2 separate regions of the Homo sapiens genome follow, and region 2 is linked to region 1. A link is a contact called in ENCODE Hi-C data. All regions are on one chromosome and are shown on one strand. Each heading gives the region's core, a stretch centred on a gene start or an enhancer-like site at or near the end of the contact. The rest is flanking DNA. Distances are from core to core; before and after follow the strand shown. Region 1 overlaps PLEKHF1 (pleckstrin homology and FYVE domain containing 1). Region 2 holds the start of SCN1B (sodium voltage-gated channel beta subunit 1).

Evidence for each region. Hi-C counts contacts between places; a loop is a spot of excess contacts on that map. Pooled maps may share reads with other maps.
Region 2: a map of psoas muscle shows a loop between it and region 1 (10-fold over the local background). The contact joins the promoter of SCN1B here to the enhancer-like site in region 1. A Hi-C loop is called at or near these places in 2 of 168 maps with a recorded cell type or tissue (gastrocnemius medialis and psoas muscle) and 1 of 50 pooled maps.

Annotation. Positions count from the first base shown.
Region 1 is chr19:29,668,969-29,673,534 of GRCh38, forward strand. The region is part of intron 1 of PLEKHF1 (pleckstrin homology and FYVE domain containing 1); the gene reads left to right. Among named protein-coding and RNA genes, the nearest start is that of PLEKHF1, 5.8 kb to the left of the region's middle. RefSeq lists enhancers at 1-56, 2,558-2,787. Within about 2 kb of position 2,428, at least 25 of the 41 ENCODE cell types and tissues checked have a DNase peak (open chromatin) inside an H3K27ac peak, as active enhancers do; they include gastrocnemius medialis and psoas muscle, where a contact is called at or near this core.
Region 2 is chr19:35,027,433-35,031,998 of GRCh38, forward strand. SCN1B (sodium voltage-gated channel beta subunit 1) reads left to right here and starts at 3,038. Exons shown (of 6, transcript NM_001037.5): 1 at 3,038-3,428. The coding sequence starts at 3,389. RefSeq lists silencers at 3,008-3,167, 3,507-3,615.

The DNA of each region.
Region 1 (4,566 bases), core at 1,178-3,677:
GGGTCAGCTCTCAGCCCAGCCCCTTTCATCGCCACCAGATGCCCCTCCTCGCCCTTCCTGGTCCACATTTTACCATCAGCAGCTGGACACTAGCCCTAAGAGCCTAGAGGGGGTCTGTGAGTCATGGGTGGGGGCAGAGCAGCAAAGGGGTCCCATGTGGAGTGTTCTGCACCCCCTCCAAGGGCTGCAGAGACAGCGTCATGGACTCTGCCCTCTGCTGGACGGGTCCAGGGTGGATTGGGCACCCCTGCCTGCAGCTCTCTTCTGCCTGGTGCTGCTCCTTCCCTTCCTCCATGCCATCCACTTGGCTGGCCCAGTCTCCAGAGCTCAACAAGCCCCCAGGGTTGCGGGAGGGCTACCTGCTCTCTGGGCACAAAGCCCACCTGCCTCAGCTACTGAATGTGGAGGCTTTGGTCTGCAGTCTCAGGTTTGGGTTTTCATCCCGTTTCACCAGTGGCCTGACTTCTCAGCACACAGCTGGGCTGGGGGCACACGTGGCCTTGCTTCTTCGGGGCTCCTGACATCCCCTGCAGGTGCCCAGGCCTGGATGCCATGTGGTCACCCTATCAGGCCCAGCCAGGCGTCCCATCATGAGACATGCTCAGCGGCCCCCAGCCCATGGAGCCCAGGACCCAATCCAGACACTGGCCTGTAATTCTTTTCCTTTTGAAGACCTTAAATTAGAAGAAGCAACACGTGTTCCCATTTCTTGAAATTGGCAGATATTCGGATTTCATCGTGTTTGCTGCTGCCTTTTTTTAAAAAAACTTTTTTAAAAATGAAACCTTATAGACGAAAGTGGAATCCAATCTGAGCCCTCCATTCCTGGTCACATCTATGTCCTCTCCCCAGGCTACTTACTCCTGACTTTCTCCTTCCTATCTTTTATTTTTACCATTCTAACCACTTTCAAGTGTACAGTTCAGTAGTGTTAAGTATATTCCCATTGTTGTGCAACAGATCTCCAAAACTTTTTTTTTCTGAGACGGAACTCACTGTGATGCCCAGGCTGGAGTGCAGTGGTGTGATCTTGGCTCACTGCAATCTCTACTTCCTAGGTTCAAGTGATTCTCCTGCCTCAGCCTCCTCAGTAGCAGGGATTGTAGGTACATACCACCATCCCTGGCTAATTTTTGTATTTTTAGTAGAGACAGGGTTTCACCATATTGGCCAGGCTGGTCTCGAACTCCTGACCTCAAGTGATCTGCCCGCCTTGGCCTCCCAAAATGCTGGGATTACAGGCATGAGCCACCACACCTGGCCTCTAAAACTTTTTAATCGTTTAAAACTGAAACTCCATACCCAGACAACCTCCGCATTCCCCTTCTGGCAGCCCCTGGCAACCACCATTCTATTTTCTGTCTCTATGAATTTGATCAGTATGTATATCTCATATAAGTTATTACAGTATTTGTCCTTTTGTGATGGGCCTGCTTTACTTAGCATGATGTCCTCAGGGCTCATTCGTGTTGTAGTGTGCGTCAGAATTACCTTCCTTTTCGAGGCTGAATAGTATTCCATGGTATGTATGTTCCACATTTTGTTCATCCATTCTCCCATTGACAGACGTTTGAGTTGCTTCCACCTCTTGGCTATTGTGAATGATGCTGATATGAACATGGGAAAGCAGATATTTATTTTAGTCCCTGCTTTCAGTCTGGATATATATCCAGAAGTGGCATTGCTGGATCATATGGTAGTTCTGTTTTTAACCTTTTTTTTTTTTTGAGACGGAGTCTCACTCTGTCGCCCAGGCTGGAGCACAGTGGCGCGATCTCGGCTCACTGCAAGCTCCGCCTGCTGGGTTCACGCCATTCTCCTGCCTCAGCCTCCCGAGTAGCTGGGACTACAGGCGCTCGCCACCACACCAGGCTAATTTTTTGTATTTTAAGAGACAGAGTTTCACCGTGTTGGCCAGGATGGTCTAGATCTCCTGACCTCATGATCCCCCCTCCTCGGCCTCCCAAAGTGCTGGGATTACAGGCGTGAGTATTTTTAACTTTTTAAGGAACTTCCATGCTGTTTTCCTTAGGGGCTGCACCAGTTCCTATTCTCATCAGCAGTGCACAGTTTCCAGTTTCTCCACACCCTCACCAACACTTGTTATTTATTTTTTGTTTTGTTTTTTTCCCCTCCTTTTTTTTTTTTTGAGATGGAATCTCACTCTGTCACACAGGCTGGAGTGCAATGGCGCCATCTTGGCTCACTGCAACCTCTGCTTCCTGGGTTCAAGCGATTCTCCTGCCTCCGCCTCCCGAGTAGCTGGAATTACAGGTGTGAGGCACTGTGTCCGGCCTTCCTCCTACCTATTTTTATTCATAGATATAGTTCTTGAACACTTTCAGAATGTTATGTAATTCCTGCATAAGTGGTGTCACTTTACATACAACATTCTACAGGCTGTGTTTTTCCACTCCACGTTTGTTGTTTGCCGTCAGACCACATTGATCTGTATCTCTCATTGCGTGAGTAGCCCCGGGTTTTTATCCTTTTCCCTGCTGGTAGGCATTTTGGTTGTCTCTGCTGGGCAGTCATTGCTCTTTGTGGAATGCAGTTCTGGTTTTGTCAGATTGTCCCTCAGCCAGGTACTCGGTGATCAGTCATGGTGGGACAGGTCAGTTCTGTCACTGGTAATCCCCTAGGTTTGCAGTATACAGCCAAGATCAGCAAGCTAAAAATAGCAGTTCTTACGTAAGGTAGTGTGGGCAGCCCTTCTCAGGACACTTGTGATCTGCAGGGGCAAGTGGAACGGGACTCGAGGGCCCAGCATCTTCTGTTCTGCAATGCATCCACCCTCACACTGGGGCCCCACTCTGGCTTTCTACTGGTGGCCAGGCTCAGAACTGCAGCTCAGTGACCCAGAAACACTATGGGTGTGATCAGCTCAGCCCCAGGCGTGCCGTGTGTACCGGAATGCATGTGTGCACGTGGTGGTGGTGGGGCCAGCTCTCACCTCTTCCTCTGTAGAGGTAAGAGCTGAGTCATGCATGGTGGGCCTTGGGACCTGCTTGGAACCGTGCCAAGCTACTTATGAAGCATCTAGTATGTGCTTGGCATGGCTCCAAGAATTGTGGACACAATGAACAAGAAGAAGCTCCTGTTCTCATGGAGCTAAGAACTGAGCAGGGAAGCAGAAAACACACAAGCAATGAATAGACAAGCAAACAGCAGGTCCTGTTAAATCCCACAAAGAAAAACGATTGAATCCCAGAGAAGTGGCCAGCAGACCTTTTCTACAAAGGGCCAGGTGGTGAATATTTTAGGCTTTGTCACCATGTAGTCCCTGTCACCAACACTCAACTCTCCCATTGCAGTGTGGAAGCCACCAGAGACAATAATAAATGAACGAATGTGGCTGTGTCCCAATAAATCTTTAACAAAAGCAGGCTGAGGGCCGGATTTGACTCTCAGACCTTGGATTACCAATGCTTGTCCTGGGTGTGGGAAGAGGCTGCCTGAGCTGGGGTTGTCAGGGAGAACCCTTTCAAAAAGGAACTGAGAACCCGTTGCAGGAAGGAGCTGACCCTGGGACAGCCTGTCTCAGGTAGGACACAATGGCACCTTGCCACCGATATGGTGGCGGAGTTATGTGCTGAGAAATGGGCAGGCTAGATTTGAGAGGTAAAGATGATGAGATTTACTCATGGCTTGAATATTGGAGGTACAGGAAGGGGGAGATTCAAGGATGTGTCCTAGGTCTGGGGTTTGAACTCCTGGATGAATGGTGGTGTCACTGAAGGAGAGGAAGAGGTGCAGGTCTGCGGAGGTTTGTTGTTGGATGTGTTGAGTTTGAGGAGCTTATTAGACAAGCAGGTGAACATCTATGCTGACAGCCCTCCTAGAGCTTGGAGAGGCCAAGACTGGAGGCTTGGAATGGGGAATCTATGGCATTTATGGGGTCTTCAAGGTCGTGAGTCTGGTGGGCTGGTGTGTGTGTGGACCAAGCAGGGGGCGCCCGGCATGAGCTCTGAGTTAGTGCTTAGTGCTTAGGGCACCAACAGAGGGGCCTGTGTGGCCTCACACTCCACTCGGGACGGCAGCATAGTGCGAGCTCCAGGGCCCCTGCCTCCTAGCATCGCCTCAGTTCCCCTCCTGTAAAGTGGGGATTCTGCCTTCTGGGGTTGGGTGGGAACTAAATGAGATAGTCACGCTTGGCTGACAGGAAGCACTCGGCGCCTGTGCTTGTGATGGTGGTGGTGACTGCTGCACTTCCTGGGTGGTTGCGTGGGTTGCAGGGCCTGTGACAGCTTGGTTTGGTGGATGGCAGAGTCAGGGTTGGGTTGGGGGTAGAGACACCCAGGTCTCCTGGCACAGACCGTTCTGATGTCCCGTTGAGGCCTGTTCCGCCCTGTTTTTCAAGGCTCCCCAGCGGGGCTGAACCTCTGCCCTCTGCTGCCCACAGTAGTAGCCGGCTCAGTAGCACTTTTTTTTTTTAAGAGATAGAATCCACTCAGTCACCTAGCTAGAGTGTAGTGGCATGATCATAGCTCACTGTAGCCTCAAACTCCTGGGCTCGAGCCTCCTCTTGCCTCAGCCTTCCAAAACGCTGGAACCACAGGCATGAAC
Region 2 (4,566 bases), core at 1,788-4,287, 5.4 Mb after region 1:
TACGTACCCAGCTCTGTGCCAAGATCTGATGTTCATTTTATTCTCACAGTGATTCCATGAGGTGGAGACAAAGATGTACACGCCCGAGGCTACCCAGCAGGGAGGCAGACTCCAGGCCTGACCCCTGGGGTCTCCACATTTACATGCAAGGTCCTAACCCCCTCAGGACCCCACCACAGCCCATTCAGGCTGACGTTGGTTGGATTCCTGTTTTACAGATGAGGAAATGAGCTTGGAGGCAAAGTCCCTGGTCCAGAAAGAACCCAGGTCCACCTCACGCAAACCTTGTCCTGGTTCCAGAGGGAGTATGTGGGGTAGAGACACCTTTGGCATGTCACACCCCCGGCTATAAGAATCATCCTAACTGATGGCTTGGAGCAGGGGACTGGAGGAGGGTTTGGAGAGTGGATCAGGAGTGGCATAGGAGGCAGAGCCAGCCTCTCCTATCCTCTAGTTGTGTGATCATGGCAAGGTACCCATGCTGAGCCTCAGTCTTCTATATCTGTAATATGGGTGTAATAATAATACCACCTATAGGAAAAATTAAATGAGCTAATGTTAGTAAAGTGCTTAGAATGCTTAGAACAGCACCAAGCCCATACATAGTAGGTGCTCACTGAACATAGCTTATAGGGCCGTGAGGTGCCTCCTGTCCAGTGCTGAGGCCTGTCCTCACTGTGCCTTCACCTACCATCCCCCACCAGTGGAAGGGCCCGGAACAGCAAGAGGGTTATTCTCTGCAGGGGAATTTCACAGCTCAGAAGGTGCTGGCGTAAAAGTCTAGACCACAGAGGTGTCGGATGTCCCTGGCTCCCTGCCCCTCTGCCATGGTCCTGCCCCACACCCTGGCTCCTCTTGCCTGGCAGGGCTGGGCCAGGGGGATTCTGAGACCTTACCCCACCCGGAATTGGAGGCTAGGATCTGGGTAGTGACCCTTCAGCCGAGAGTCTCACTCCCACCCTGGTCCTGACAGCCCAGAACTCCCATCTCCATTCTCTCAATTTGGCAGAACCTACTGGTAGGACAGGCCACTCACCACTGCTGGGGCAGGATTCCACATCCATCCTAGGCCAGCTACATGACTCTGGGCAGGGGCACGGCCCTCTCCCAGCCTCAGTTTCTTCATCTGTAAAATGGGGATAATAGAACTTGCTGAAGGTTTGGGGCAGTAGAAGTGGGTTCTGCAAATCCCAAGGACTTAGTGAACATTGGCATTCATTTATTTGTTTGACAAATATTGATTGAGTACCTACAATGTGCCAGGAACAGTTCAAGGTGCAAGAGACACAAGACAATATCCTCACCTGGGAGATTTTTTTTTTTTTTTTTTTTTTTTTTTTTTACATGGAGTCTCACTCTGTCACCAGGCTGGAGTGCAGTGGTGTGATCTCGGCTCATTGCCACCTCTGCCTCCCGGGTTCAAGCGATTCTCCTGCCTCAGCCTCCTGAGTAGCTGGGACTACAGGCATGTGCCCCCACGCCCAGCTAATTTTTGTATTTTTAGTAGAGATGGGGTTTCACCATGTTGGCCAGGATGGTCTCGATCTCTTGACCTCGTGATCCGCCCACCTCGGCCTCCCAGAATGCTGGAATTACAAGCGTGAGCCACTGCGCCCGGCCTTTTTTTTTGAGACGGAGTTTCGCTCTTGTTGCCCAGGCTGGAGTGCAGTGATGCGATCTTGGCTCACTGCAACCTCTGCCTCCCGGGTTCAAGCGATTCTTCCTCAGCCTCCCAAGTAACTGGGATTACAGGTGCCCACCACCACTCCCAGCTAATTTTTTTTGTATTGTTAGTAGAGACGGGGTTTCACCATGCTCGTCAGGCTGGTCTCGAACTCCTGTCCTCAGGTGATCTGCCCCCCTTGGCCTCCCAAAGTGCTGGGATAGCGGGGGGCGGCTCACATCTGTAATCCCAGCATGGTCAACATGGTGAAACCCTGTCTCTACTAAAAAATAAAAAAATTAGCCAGGCATGATGGTGCACACCTGTACTCCCAGCTACTTGGGAGGTTGCGGCAGGATAATCGCTTGAACCCGGGAGGCGGAGGTTGCAGTGAGACGAGATCAGCCACTGCACTCCAGCCTGGGCAACAGAGCCAGACCCTATCTCAAAAAAAAAAAAAAAAAAAAAAAAAAAAAAAGAACATAATGTCAGGTAGTGAGGCTGCTGTGGAAAACACTCAACAAGAGGTAAAGAGTAAAGGAGGTCAGGTTAGGAGCGGGGAAGGCAGTTTACCCTGAAGGGACACAGAAGACCTGACGAAGGTGACATTGGAGCCATGGAGGCCCACGGAGAGGGGCGGGGCAGGGGGGGAGAGCCGGGGCAGAGGGGAGAGCTGGGGCCAAGGCCCTGAGGCAGGAACGGGTTCCCTGTGTTGGGAACAGCAGGAGGGCCTGAACAGCCAGAGTGGAGTGGGAGGAAAGAGGGGTAGAAGGTGACATCAGGGACATAAATGGGTGCAGGGGATCACGAAGGGGTCCTCCTCCTGAAACAGCACCTCCAGATTCCCGGGGCTGCTTCTCTCCAGGGTGCCCCGCCTGCTTGGGTGAGGTCCGGATTGTAGCTGTAGTCCTAGCCTGACGGCCCCCCACCCTCCTCTAATGCCTACTTGGGGTCCCTGCACATTGACCCCCAGGCCTGGATATCAGGGCTCAGGGGAGATAACTTGGAGGTTCGCCCTCTGGAACTCCTGAGGATGACCTCCATCATTTGAAGTCGGAAACCCGGCCCCCAAACTGCGCTCTAAGTCCTCCTGTGACTCTGGGGGTGACCTTTCCAGACTCCCTGGGAAGGTGGGGGGGGGGGGGTGGTCCTCAGAGCCCCAGCGGGGTCGGAGACACACAGACCACCCTCCCCGTTCCCAGAAGTCGCGGTCCCTGCGCCACCCGGAGAGGCCGGTGCAGCGGGCGCCTCCCGGGCCGCTGCGGCAAAGGCTGGGCGGCCGCGCCTTCCCCCCGCGGTGATTCATCCCGCCCCCTCCCTCTCCTCCCTCGTCCCTCCCTAGGCCGCCGCCGCCGCCGCCGCCGCCGCCGCTGCAGTGCGCAGGAGACCGCGGTCCGCGCCCGAGCGCGCCCGAGCCGGAGCGGGACCGGGGTCGGTGCACCTAGCGGATGTGCCCGGCTGCGCGCGCCAGCGCAGCAGCCCGAGCAGCGGCCGCCGCCCGCGCGGCGGGGATGCCCGGACGCCGGGCCCCGGGGCTGGGCCCCCGGCGGTAACCGGAGCGGGGGGGCCGCGCCCCCCCTCCTCCCCCCTCGCCGGTCCCAGAGCCGCAGCTGCTGCGCCCGCGCGCTCCCGGGGACATTCTAACCGCCGCCAGGTCCCGCCGCCTCTCGCCCCGCTATTAATACCGGCGGCCCGGGAGGGGGGCGCAGCACGCGCCGCGCAGCCATGGGGAGGCTGCTGGCCTTAGTGGTCGGCGCGGCACTGGGTGAGTGCGCGGGGGGCGCGCGCGGCCGGGGGGCACCGCGGGGGCACTGGCGGGGCGGCGGGAGTGGCGCTCGGGACACGGGGCAGCCGCGCGAGGGCCACCCCCGGCCCATCCCCGGGCCCCGCCAAGTCAGCTTCAGAAGTTGTGCGCGCGGGAGCCGGGCTTGGGGAGGGCAGTGGAGGTGAGGGTGGGCTCCAGCGGGTGGGGGCCGGGCTGGCACAGCCTGGCGGCTGCAGGCGCCCAGCCGGGGGCGAGGAAACGCGGAGTCAGCTGCTCCCGGAGCCCCGCAGGCTGCAATGTGACACCCACAGCCGCGGGAGGGGGGTGGGGGGAAGGCGGCGCCCGGAGACTGGGACGGGAAAGACGGAGGGACAGGGAGAGATGAAGACGGGAGGAAGGGGGCGAGAGACAGAGAAGGACTCGGAGCGCACCGGAGTGGTCCGCTGGGATGCTGGGGACATGGGGGTCAAGGGGGAGACGGAGACAGAGAGAGGGGTATTGGAGAGAGAGAGAGAGAGAGAGAGTTAAGAGACTGAGCGCGATGGAGAAAGGGAAACTTGAGAAAGGCAGAAGGAGATGGAGAGAAGAGAGAGGGAGATGCGGGTGCCCGTGAACACCGGGAGAGAATCTTGCATGGAGTTTGAAAAGGGATAGACGTAGAAAGGTGGAAAGAGATTAGGAGAGGTCTCCTTCTGAGCCCAGAGAGTGGACAAAAAGTGGAGGGACCTTCAGAGAGACCCCTGAGAGGGACAAAGATAGGAGGGACTGAGACAGAGGCCCTCAGGGAGTCTGAAAGGGACCGCAGGGGAGGCGGATGGATGAGAAGTCCTGAGGATCAGGAAACAAGGACAGCACAGGGCTGCAGCAGAAGAGACACAGCGTTAGCTACAGAGTGCTGGGAGGCAGAAAGGAGGTGCCAGGTAAGAGTGTGAAGGAATTCTAAGACTGGAATTCAGTGGGCTGCAAAAGCCCTGGGGCAGGAGAGAGCTCAGGAAAGCTTTGAGTAGTGGATGGGGTTGGGGTGGGAAGAGCTCTAGAGGCGAGGAGCCTGGGGAAGAGGGGATGATGGAGGCAGGAGAGGCCGGGGAGGGGATGGCTCACACAGGGGCTTGTGGGCTGTGGAGAGGGGCTGAGTGTG